2 separate regions of the Homo sapiens genome follow, and region 2 is linked to region 1. The links are chromatin loops, found by intact Hi-C in ENCODE. Cell type or tissue: breast epithelium. All regions are shown on one strand.

Region 1 (2,500 bases):
TGTATGTGTTGCAAATATCTTCTCTCATTCTGTGGGCTGCTTTTTCTAGTGGAAGGGGGAATCAGTGGCTTATGCTGTCTCTATGATTTTGAAAACCAAACTTCAGTTCTACCCATTCCTTAAGGTCTAACAGTACTTGGGTCTTTTCTATGAAACATTGTTTTATTAGTTTCTTATAACTCCAGCCTCCATTAATTTTCACCATCTCTGCCCTTCTAGAGTGTTTACCACCTGATTTTGTGATCTAATGGTAATATAATTAGTTCATATCCTTGTTTGCCTCTCACATACTCTACAGCCAGACCACATTGCTCACGTGCTTTGCATGCATTACTTTCCTGCCTGACTTTAAATCAGAGGGCAAGGGCCTTTTTAACAAATGTTATCCTTAATACATACCAACAAGTACAGCGGTAGCAAGAGCTGCAACACTTGTTACCTGTAACAAGAGCTACAATACTTGTTATATGTAACAAGAGCAAGAGCTCAATACTTGTTATATGACTTGAAAAATGTAAATATTACCAGGAATATCTACTATCCACTAAAAGAACTGATAGCAAATAAATTGTTCCAATTAAATATTTTGTTCAAGAGGTCTTGAAAACAAGCCATGTAAGTCATCAAGTGAGTCTAACCTCTACAACATAAAGGCATCGTATTGAAAGTGTTTCACTTTAACCTCCCTGGATTCTATTTGGAATTTCAGTTATTAACAGTCCTGCATACCACCTTCATCATCTACTTCATCTAGTTACTCACTTACTTCTAAAAATACTTACTTTTGACCTCAGGTTGGTAAAATTAGCCTACTCTCATGTTTGTTTATGCTTTTGTTCTGCTGCTGGTCTCTTTGGTCAATGTCCATCTATTCATATTATGAGTTTGGATCAGCCTGAAATGGTAAAGTGGGATAAGGTGTCAACATGATCTTTGACAGTCTTATTATGTGCATAATTAGCTACCTAATATAAATTTCTCAATAAGAATGCGGGTGCTGTAGCTGGTGGTGGTGAAGTTTACATTCTTTGAAAATCAAATGATTTAGACATCTATATATTTGACATTCACTTTTAAAATGCTTGTAAATGGAACACAGCCATTGCTCAATTTACACTTTCCTTTTAGTTCTCTGTCAGTATGTTTGTGAACCCAGAAAGAATTTTTCCCAGAAGTGATATCTGAGTTTCATTGGGTAAAAATAAAAGATTTTAAAAGCCTCATTTAATACTTTTTTGGGGGAAACAGCTACTTAATTAAATTTTATTATTTGTCCTCTGGGACTGAGATGAAGAAAAATTAGACATGTAATCTCTTTGGGGGGTGTTTTGATGGATTGCCTGCATTTCTCTCATATCAGATAACAAGATGGCCAATGTTTTTGTAGGCTTTGTGCCTTTACCCTTGGAATTCTACAAAAAACATCTCTCAAGTTCACATATAACTTGGAATGAAATGCTCTACATGTGCTTCCAGAATTCTCTTTTCTGCATCAAATCAGAAAAAATGAGTCATAACTCATAAGGAATTTTCTGTCAGCTAATGTGATATTTAGGGAGGTACACGAAATCGTTGAAGCCTCTAGGGCACTATTTAATGTATTATTGCCAAAAAAAAAAAAACAAACAGTAGAGCAATTTTCTATGATATGGCTAATTCAGTCATTATTACAATAGGGATGCAATAGATGTAAAGCATTTCCTCAAGAGCTTAACTCATTATGGAAAAGCAAAACTGGATAAACTAGAATGCTTAGAGACCTGAAGTGGGATAGCAAAATGGATATTCTGGTTAGAGCAGGGTCTGGTTGCACTTAACACAGGCTGATTACAGTACTTTAACCAAGTAAGGAGTTTATTTACCCAATCTAACAAGAGTCTGGGGGTAGGAAATGAATGGATAGTGAAGGTCCTTGAGAGAACAGGCCCCTTTCCCCTCCTGCTCCACAATGCTCAGCACTTACGAATGACTGCCCCACTTTGACACTGAATCACAATCTGGACAAGAGAAAAGACAGGTTAAAAGTAGAAAGCTTATGCCAGCTGAGCAGTCCTTTACAGAAAGATATAGGTATCAAGGAAAAAATAGCTTTCCATGAAGTAGCTTTTGATCTAGTTTATTGGCCAATGGACTAGATGACCACCCTAGCTGGAAGGGCATTTATGGAGGTATTTTAAATTATTTACTATTATCTCAAGCAAATTCAAGATTCTGTTAGCAAGGAAGAAGAGTACATACTGGATAGGCAAACCAGCAATGTCTATCACATTTGATTAACTGAATTAAGTGCCACACTTCATATTTTAAATCTTGCCATCAGACATTTAAAAGAATGTATTTCATCCATTTCCACACAATTCAAAGTTCACCACCACACAGATCATAAAGAAGTTTTTTTTTGGTTATTTTTTCTCAACTTACCTGATATTTCAATAAGAAATGATAACTTATGATACAGCCACTTGATGGACTACTGCACAGTCATTAACAATGAAAAATA
Region 2 (2,500 bases), 400 kb before region 1:
CTCACTATATGGTACCAAGGGAGGATGGTGCTAAACCATCCATGAGAACTCCGCCCTCATGATCTGATCGCCTCCCACCAGACCCTGCCTCCAACACTGGGGATTACAATTCAACATTATATTTGGTGGGGACACAGATCCAAACCATTATCACCTTCCAAGGCTCCAAGTCTGAACTAGACCTGAAAATGTTGGTGCTTTTCTCTGCGTTTTGTTCCTGGACTGGAAAGTTACTGTACTACTGGTTTCTATATGGAAGGAGTTTGAATCCCTTTTATATCCTTGAACTAGATCTCAACCAGCTCCTTCCTTCCCTCCGCAAATATCTGAGCTCTTACTCTGCCCTCAGGATCAAGCAGTCTTGCCCTGGTTCCAGGCATCACTGGCTCCTCCTCAATTCTCTGCCGTGATTAGACCACATGATCTTATGTTTTCCTTTTTCTCTCTTACTACTCTTTAGTACACTAGAGTAGCACTTATCACTATGCTTTTATCTGTTTGTTAATTGTCTGACTTACCGCATAAGACCATAAACTCCGAGACATCAGGGACTTCGCCTCTCTTGTTCTTTATTTCTCAGTGCTTACAACAGCGCTCAGCACACAGTAGGTTCTTTAAAAGACCCAACCTCTGTGGTCAGGGAACTTGCATTCTAGAGGGAGAGAGATACAAATGTGGAATCCATGTCTTGCCAGTTTTGCTTAAGGTAAACATACGATGCTATGGGACTTCCAAGGAGGACCTCTGCTCTTGTTTGTGTTGGGGGAGTGTCAGGGATAGGCAAAGGGTGTCAAAGAAGACTTCCTACAGGCAACCTCTGAACTAAGTTTTAAAGGCCTAGTAGGGCAATGTTTTTGGCCAAGGAAACAACAACTCATGCAAAGGGCTGAAGGTGAGTCAGATGATTCAGATAAATGCACATGTCTCAGGGAGGGCAGTTGGCAGAGTGGAGGAATTGAGGCTAGCAAGTTAGGCAGAGAGAGATTGTGACAGGCCTGGGAGGTTGTGCTAAGGGGTTGGGACTTTATTTTTGAATTTGATGTGGAACACTAAAATTGGGAAAATTGTAATCATGCTCAAATTGGTATTTTGTTTCTGGTAGCAGCAAGGAGGGGATGAGTCTACAGGTGGGGAGGGCAATTTGAAGCCTTTGAAACCAAACAGATTTACTTACTGTTTAAGAGACATGTCATGCACCTTCCCCTTTCTCTTCTTTGCTCATAGTGGTTGATTTGGTGGAAAAAATTTTTTTTTCCATCTCTACATGGTCTAATGCTACCTATTGTTTAAGCCCCAGGTTGAATAAATGAATATAAGCACTGTGAGCCAAAAAGAACCAAGTGTATAACCTTGGATCTGTTTCTGAGAGTACATGGGAGGAGAGTATCCTGATCATTCATTTGTTCTGGGCATTTGAGACTATATAGAACTTTCAATGCTTTGTTGCTTTTTACATGCTAAACTCTATGTGAAATGCTATATTTACAAGGATTATCTATTTAATTCTTACATCTACCTATTTACTAGGTATCATTATTAGCTTTGTATTATGGATTAATCAACTGAAACACAGTTTTGTAAATAAGTTGTTCAAAGTCAGACCACTGTTAGTAAAGATTAGAAATCTTGGAAGATTGGCACTAGAACCATAATAGTAACATTACCTTGTAAAAAGCATTTGACTAAAAATCAATAGAGGTGGTTTTTGGTTAAAAATGAATAGCAATCATATATTCAGCTTAACCCAGTAAGACAGTTGTTATTATCCCCATTTTAATAGATTAGAATACTATGGATTTGTGCGTTTACATTAATTGTACAAGGCCACACAGCTTGGGATTTTAACCCAGGTCTACATGATTTCAAAGTCAAAGATTTCAACCACTTGGAAATGTTCCTCCTGGCAGCTCTTGTATTAATTTATTTGAATGGCTTATGACTTTAAACTCGGAGGTATCAACTCTGCCTGGAAAATGATAGAATTGGACTAGCTGGCATCTAGGACCTCTTCTGCTCTGCAATTCATGCTCTAAGAGCATCCCAGAGCCCTTGTTAATTTCTTCCCTTGTCATTCACCTTCACTGCTTTGTGTTGGATTTACTCCCTCAAATAGTGAGAGACACAAAAATAAAAATTGTGACCTGGATAGGTAGCTTGCAACGTAAGCATGGAGCAGAGTGCAGAGTGCTGGCTCCCAGCCAACTGGAAACTAAACAAGTAAATGAGATGACAACAAACCTGAAGCCAAGCTCCATACCACCAAAGTATTGGAGGAAAGCACTGGGGAAATGACCACAGCACTTCAAGGTCACTCAGAGGTCCAGTGAGAATCATGAGGGAGTAATAAAACATATGTTAACCAACTAGTGCATGTGTCAACTGTGGTGTAGGGATAGGGCTGAGAATGGAATTCTGTGAGGAAAAACCAGGACTTAGTTGATAGTCTGTAGAGACAACACTGTGTTGGAAATAAAGGCAGAAAAAAAGCAGGTCAGTTGGG

Evidence for each region. A loop is a pair of places that touch in the nucleus more often than their neighbours do. Peaks named below come from ENCODE experiments on the same cell type or tissue, not always from the same donor. Only the 100,000 strongest peaks of a DNase experiment are listed, where the experiment ranks them.
Region 2: it touches region 1 in a loop (15-fold over the local background); 3 of 110 quality-filtered maps call a loop at or near these places.

The regions. Positions count from the first base shown.
Region 1 is chr3:149,976,507-149,979,006 of GRCh38, reverse strand. No RefSeq gene overlaps it. Among named protein-coding and RNA genes, the nearest start is that of PFN2, 6.9 kb to the right of the region's middle. In breast epithelium, no CTCF peak of the experiment used is centred here; no DNase peak of the experiment used is centred here.
Region 2 is chr3:150,376,482-150,378,981 of GRCh38, reverse strand. No RefSeq gene overlaps it. Among named protein-coding and RNA genes, the nearest start is that of TSC22D2, 31 kb to the left of the region's middle. In breast epithelium, no CTCF peak of the experiment used is centred here; no DNase peak of the experiment used is centred here; H3K27ac peaks cover 443 bases.